Regions from separate parts of the Homo sapiens genome. Here region 1 is linked to region 2. A link is a contact called in ENCODE Hi-C data. All regions are on one chromosome and are shown on one strand. Each heading gives the region's core, a stretch centred on a gene start or an enhancer-like site at or near the end of the contact. The rest is flanking DNA. Distances are from core to core; before and after follow the strand shown.

Region 1 (3,721 bases), core at 1,118-3,617, 2.7 Mb before region 2:
AAATTTTAAAATGTTTATTAATGCTTTTAAAATATCAATAATAGTACCATTAAATAGTCACATTATTTTTATTTAAAAAAGATATCTCCTAAAACAGAAAGAAACTAAGAAGTGGTAATGTTTTATATTTTTTTCAAATTTCTTTAATTTCTGGCTTAAGAGAGGACAGATGGAGTCTCATATCTTCTTCTGCATCCAGTAAGTTGCAATATATTTTTTTGGTTGAAGTATATAATAAGACTCTCTCCTCATGTAGTTATATAGTTAGAAAAGAGAGAAATCTTTTCAGATTATTTTACTGAAAATAATTTATTATTATTCCTTTCTGATAATATGCCCAAACTCAACAAATGGTAGTTTCTTAAACTTAGTTGCAATGTGGAATCTAAATATCATTGTAGTTTTTATATTCCATTATATGAAAATCTCTTGATCTCTCTTTCATTTTAATGGAATTTAGCCCTTGCTAGATTGTGTTACTTCATGCATTGGTCATTTGTAAAACATTAGCTCACTGAGTTATGCAGATCTTCCAAACTTTGACATATATATCATACAATATAAAAACCACCACATTTGTTAATATTAGTAATGATCTAATCAGATAGCTAAGTGTTCTGCACTGTAAGCTTTCAAGCTTACAGTGGTGAATGCAAATTTTCTAAAATTTCTATTTTTTCCCTGAAAATTCAAATTTTATGATTAACAAAGAAAATTGATGACAAATACCCAAATTGTAATAACTGTAATTTGTCTGTTACTTTTCAAATGAAAATGGTGTTCCATGAAGAAAAGCAGCTCGTTCAGCTCATAATCCAAGCAATCTTAGTGGTTTTTTTTTTTGAGATAAGCATTATACTTTGGTATGCAGTAGCAGTGCTTCATGCATACTTTCTATTTCATCTTATAGACTTTTGAAATCATTTTCTATCAGATGGTCTTTTTCTTTCTTTTCAATCACTTGTAGGAGTAATTTGCATTTTCTTCACTGGATATAAAACTTTCTTCATTGGGTATATGTACTGCAAATAATTCCATTTATTCTCTGGCCTGCATTTTTGCTCAGTAAATGACATTTTTCGGTAAGTATAGGTTTTTCATTTTCACATAGTTTAATTTGTAATTTTTTTCCTTCATGATTAGTAGTTTTCTGTCCCATTTAGGAAAAATTTTTAACCCAAAATAATGAAGATACTTTTCTACTTTACTCCCCAATATATTTTGTAGTTTTCGGTTTAGAGGTCTTGTACATGTTTAATTAGATTTATTCTTAGGTAATTTATATATTTTGATTTTTTGGCAAAATCAAAATACCTTATTTTCTCAAGTTCCAAATTTATTGCTGGTGTATAAACATATAACATATTGTAATACATAATGGAGCCCAGCAACTTGATACATTAACTTAACAATTTCAATAGTTTTGCTGTAGAGTCTTGAAATTTTTACATATAAAATCACATTACTTGCAGATAATGATGCTTTCATTATTTCATTATTCATTCCTTGGTTACCTGGCAGTGTGGCTGTGCAAACATTTTAGTCTCAGACCAGAGATTAGAGTATCTGCTTTGGAGTGGGGTAGGGACTTCCACAGCCAGAAAGTGCCTCAGCAGTATGGCTAAAATTGTGCCCTCCCTGTAGCAGGCCTAGGGCAGGAAGAGAACTCCTACGGCTGTGGTTTCTCCTGGGTAACAAGACTTGCACCAAGGCCCAGTTTGGTGACATGGAACTCATCTGTGTGTGACTTTGCTGAGTAGCCCATGCTGCTCCTTGGAAATCATGGTGCAGTAGAGGCTCCCCTCTGCTCTACCCCCAGAGAGAAATCCAGGAATTTGGACCATGTTCTTGCCTGGACCAGCAGCCTGAGCTACCCAACCCTTCCTGGACATAGATTGTGCAGTGGGGCTCTATGCTCCATGCCCAGGCAGATATCAAGGCATCCATAACACCTGTTACCCTGGTTCAGCAGCTTGAGCCACACTACCATTCCTGGACATAAATTGTGGTGTGGGGGGCCCTCTCTATTCCATTCCCAGGCAGATCCTATACATTTGGAGTACTACCTTGACTGAATCAGCATGCTGAGCTGTCCCACCCTTCCTGTGCAGAGATCCAGCCACAGGGGAATCCTTTCTACTACACAACCAGGCAGATTTCCAGGCATTCAGAGCACCTGCTTGTTTAGTCCAGCAGCCTGAGTTGCTTGGTGCTGGGGGATCATTTCTGCTCCACGCTCAGGCAGAAATCCAGTCATTCAGAGAACTGCTCATCTGGATCAGCAATCTGACCTGCCCCACCCTTCTGTGCAGAGTTTCTGATGCAAAGAGGCCCTCATTGCTCCATGCCCAGGCTGATCTCCAGACTTGTGAAGCACCTGTTTGCCTGATTCAGCAGCCTGAGCTGCCCCACTTTTCCCAAATGTAGATTATGGTGTAGTGAGGCCTTCTCCACTCCAAACCAAGGCATATTTCGAGACATTTGGAGCACAAGATCACCTGAATCAGCAGTCTGAGTTGCCCAGCCCCTCCTGTGCAGAAATATTGGTGCAGCAGGACCCACTCTGCTACATGCCCAGGCAGATCTCCAGACATCTGGAGCACCCACTCTACTAGATTAGAAATCTAGGCCATCCCTTACTCCTGTGCAGAGAACTTGGAGCTGAAGTAGGTGGCTTCCTACCTCCACACCTAGGTACACCTTTGGGTGCTTGGTGGCTACTCACTGGATTCTCCCCTTGTTGCTGGTGCCTCTGCCTGGCATGGGGGACCCATAGGTCAACCTGTCTGTTTTGGTCCCACCCTTCAGTCTCTTGCTCCTAGGGCACAACAGGGAGCTCAAACTACTGTATACTCCACAAATCATCCCAATGCCTGAGGCAACAGAGAGCTGCCAGTAAATAAGGATTATGTATATACCCAGCCACGTTGGCCACAGTCTGTTCTTACCAATAAGCACCATCCATGGGCTTACATGTCAAACTCCACAGCCTAATATAAAATCTGCTGAAAGAAATGCATAGCGCTATAGAAACAAAGCCAAGAGACCCTACCAGCATGCCTTACAACTCCTAGAAATAGAGAGGAAAGGAAAGAGAAAGAAGAAAATAATAATAACATTGTAGGGAAAGGAAGAAAAAGAAAAAATCCTACCCACATAAAAATAATTACAAAACTTAGAGGTGCCAGGATCTCCAGATGAGAAGAAACCAGTGCAAGAATTCTGGCCAAATGAAAGATCTGAATGCAGTGACACCAAGAAAGGATTGTACTAGCTCTTCAGCAATGCACCCTAACTGAAATGGAAACTCAGAAATGACAAATAATTCAAGCCATGGATTGCAAGGAAGCTGAATGAGATCCAAGACAAGGTTGATAATCAAACAAAGACACTCCTAAAGCAATCCAGGAAATGAAGGAAGAGATAAACATCTTAAAAAGAAATGAATCAGAATTTCTAGGCTTAAAAAACTCACTTAAGGAATTTCAAAATACAATTTAGGCTGGGTGCTGTGGCTCACTCCTGTAATCCCAGCACTTTGGGAGGCCAAGGCAGGTGGATCATCTGAGGTCAGGAGTTCGAGACCAACCTGGACAACATGATGAAACCCTGTCTCTACTAAAAATACTAAAAATTAGCCAGGCGTAGTGGTGCATTCCTGTAATCTCAGCTACTCAGGAGTCTGAGGCAGGAGCATCTCTTGAACCTGGGAGGTGGAGGT
Region 2 (3,885 bases), core at 46-2,545:
TAGTACACTATACTAAATCTATAGCAGAATTATGAGAGTTTTATATACCATCATTATGATAACAGTCTTATACTTGTATATATATTTACCTTTTATAGAGAGCTTTATATTTTCCTATGGTTTCATATGAAATCATATTATTTCATTGTTTCATTTTTCAATGTGAAGAATTCACTTTAGCATTTTTTTCTTTTATCATTACTTATTTATCTATTTTTAGTTCTGGGATATATGTGCAGGAGTGCAGGTTTGTTACATAGGTAAATGTGTGCCATAGGAAATAGTTATTTTCAACATCAAAATTATGTAAATAATATTTATTGAGCCTATTTTATATTAAGAACATTATATGTATTCTTAAATCCTCACAAATATAAAATATAAATTATTATCTATTTTATAGACAAGAAATCTGAAGCATGTAGAGATTAAGCCACTTGTCTAGAATATTTAAGCTGGGTCTATCTAAAATTAGAGCTCTGCACATATTGAAAACGTGAACTACTGCTTATTTTATAAAGTAACATTTATCAGAGTCCAAGTCATACAAAATTCCATAAAGAGAATGCATTTGGTTTCACTTGTGTTATAACAATCAGAAGAAAGATAGAATAATTATTTTTACTGAATTTGATTTTAAATGGTTGGTGACCACTAAAATGCATACGATAGTCTACAATGAAATAATATCAGACTCAAGAAAGTTGTGTTCCAGCCCCGTCATTATTACTGCTTAGCCAGGCATGTTTTGAGGGGATAGTTAATCCCTCTCTGTAGCTTGTCTTCTCTACTTTGAAATGGCATTGCATGTCTGTTTATCAAAGTTCTGTGGCAATAAAGTGAGTGACAGTACATAACAATGCATGGAGATAACAGAAATATAGTCGGGCAATGATACCTAGAGACCATTTCAAAAGTTGGCCTGGTAAATTAATGAGCTTCAGATTTTTAAAAACCCCAATTTAATTATAGATCAACACTTCTTCCTAGATCATTCTGCTTCACTTATTACTTTTCGTTTTATTTGTATTAAGTCAAAAAGGGTGCCTAATTATCATTTAATGTGTTTCTAAGCCACTACACTCAATTTAAAAATAGCTGCACTAATATATGCTGCCATGTAGATTATATTCATTTGAAAGTTTAACAATTTCAATTATTTTGTTGTAGAAAAAGTATACCAAAAGAATTTGGAAGGATAAATTCTTACAAAACGTATGTGGCTTTCATTTTCAGTACTTCCTATTTTCATTTGGCTTTTTCTCACGGGACTTACATACTTCTGCTTCTTAATAGGAACATTTAAAAACACTAAGTAAACTTTCAAGAGGGTCATTTCTTATTTTGCCCAAGTTGGCTCATACATCTCTAATTTGATTTTTGAGTTAGTAGAGTCAGTTTTGAGGGAAAATGTATTACTAGTCTTTGGGAGGTAGGTGAGATTTGTTTTATAAAATAGCGGCTTATTAATCCACAGTGTATTTTATTTATAAATTTTTGAATGATTTATTTTTCTAGGACTATATGTGAAGCATGTGACTTGCTTTTGTTCCCTTTTAGGCACTTTCATCTTCTTGCCTCTGTGGGAACATCACCATTTTCCCACTCATCTTGAACTCATCTCTTTCTTTCAGCATGTCGTTTTGTCCCCACACCTCATGAGAGAGCTACTTGAAGTAGAATTATTATGCATTTTAGAGATAAGAGATCTAGGGCCTATAGAGATTATGCAACCTTTCCCAGGAGATTTAAGCTGGGTGTATCTAAAAATCAAAGCCCACGTACATAAGAGAGCCACATGTCTATTACTTCCATCCCTATCTAGGCTACTCCAGTCAGGGACTTTGTTACCACAACATTAAACTAGACTAGCTTCAGTACAGCTCCCATTTGAACCACTATACATCCTTTCAAGGTCCTATACACAAATCATCCCCCTTTACCATCCCTCTTCCTCTAACTCTTCCTGGAATTTCTTCTCTGTCCTCACTGACCATTTTATACCAGAGATCCTCACCTTGACTGAACATTAGAATCACCTCTGTAGCTTTTATACCACATAAATGCCACATAAATGCCTGGGCTTCACCTCAGACCAATTAAATAAGATTTTCTTATGGTGGGATCTGGGCACTCACTATTGTAATGTGCAACCAGAGTTGAGAATGACAGGCTTAAATTTATATATTCCTTAAATATCAGCCTGAGCCCTGCATTGTGAACTACATCAACCCTTTGGCTCTTATCCCCAGAACACCTACCTTACAGTGCCTTAAATTGCTGTTATCATTTATAATTATTTCAGATATTTTCACTCAATCATTTCAAATACTTCATCATTTATTAAGAACCTGTTATGTGCAAAAGATAATCCCCATATCTGTTATATATGTGGTCTTCTCTCTTCAACTAATTGAAACCACTCTGAGAGCTTGGGTTACATCTTATATTTCTTCTTCAATCAAAATAGACCTAATGCATTTATAAGCTCATATTAGATCTCAATAATACTTTTCGGTGAAGATCTCTAGGTTTATATTTTATTCTTTTAGTTACCCAGATTTCTTCAGCAAATATTTACTGAACTGCTATTATGTGGAAGATACTCTGATAGATTTAATACAGAATTTAGGCCAGGCATGGTGGATCATGCCTGTAATCCCAGCATTTTGGGAGGCTGAGGCGGGCAGATCACCTGAGGTCAGGAGTTTGAGATCAGCCTGGCCAACATGGTGAAACCCCGTCTCCACTAAAAATACAAAAATTAGCTGGGCGTAGTGGCACACACCTGTAGTCTCAGCTACTCAGGAGGCTAAGGCAGGAGAATTACTTGAGAATCACAGAAGGCAGAGGTTGACGTGAGCTGAGATCATACCACTGCACTCCAGCCTGAGTAACAATATGAGACTCTGTCTCAAAAAAGGAATATATATATATATTCGTTTTAAGAAATAATCTTCACTTTTGGCTACAAATATATTTATTTGTTTTTTAAATGGCTTTCTGTTTTTATGTTTTGAAGTGATGTTTACTTGTTTCTATATTGGATAATGTGTCAGAATAACATTTATTAAATACCTCTTTTATGTCATTCTTCTGAGTTCTTTGCATCTGTAAATTTATTCTATAGTTCAACCAAATGAGATAGTATCTTCAAAGAGAGTACCTTCTCAGAGGAGAAATGACTTTGCCCAAGTTTACCTGGACAGTAAGGGGCAGAGCTGGGACTCCAGCCCAGACCACTTTACCCCTCTGCTACAGTGCTGCCAGAGACAGTTTTCAAGCAGACAGACGATTTTCCAATTCCGGGAACATATTCATGATTTCCTTAGACTTTTCTATATAGAAAGAATTCTAAATTATACATAAAAATGCCATTAATGGTACTAGAAGTGGCTTTCACTCAAATGTCATTAATATCACAAAATATTTTACAGAGTAAGTTCTAAGAAATCTTAATAGCCAATAAGAAAAGCCTAAATGTTTTAAAGTTTTTTCAGTTTAGGTTATTAAAGAATATTTTGAATCTCTACTCTGCCCCCAGATGAGGTTTACATTTTTAAGTAGCTAAAACAAACTTCTCCCTTCTAACTTTACATTTCATGATTTGTTCAAAGAGGAAAAAAGCAAAGGTTTCAGTTACTAAGTAAACAGTCTATAAATGTACATCCTGTCTAAAAAAGCAGAGAATATGAAACCAAAGGATCCTCAAGATTGAAGAAAGGGCAGAAGATTTACAACTATTTTACAAATACTTTTCTTCTTCTAGACATTTTTCTTTTACCTTTCTTATATAATTTTTATTCCTCTCACTTTGCCCATTTTCATAATTCACTACCTTTTCTATTTTTTCTTCTCTGACTCATTTATGAATGTCTTTCGTAG

Evidence for each region. A loop is a pair of places that touch in the nucleus more often than their neighbours do. Pooled maps may share reads with other maps.
Region 1: a loop to region 2 is called in a map with no recorded cell type, with 10 times the contacts of the local background. The contact joins two enhancer-like sites. A Hi-C loop is called at or near these places in 2 of 37 single-sample maps with no recorded cell type and 2 of 50 pooled maps.

The regions. Positions count from the first base shown.
Region 1 is chr2:183,991,802-183,995,522 of GRCh38, reverse strand. No RefSeq gene overlaps it. Among named protein-coding and RNA genes, the nearest start is that of MIR548AE1, 390 kb to the left of the region's middle. Within about 2 kb of position 2,367, at least 2 of the 41 ENCODE cell types and tissues checked have a DNase peak (open chromatin) inside an H3K27ac peak, as active enhancers do.
Region 2 is chr2:181,306,746-181,310,630 of GRCh38, reverse strand. The region is part of intron 3 of LINC01934 (long intergenic non-protein coding RNA 1934); the gene reads right to left. Among named protein-coding and RNA genes, the nearest start is that of MIR4437, 3.0 kb to the right of the region's middle. RefSeq lists a silencer at 683-883. Within about 2 kb of position 1,295, at least 5 of the 41 ENCODE cell types and tissues checked have a DNase peak (open chromatin) inside an H3K27ac peak, as active enhancers do.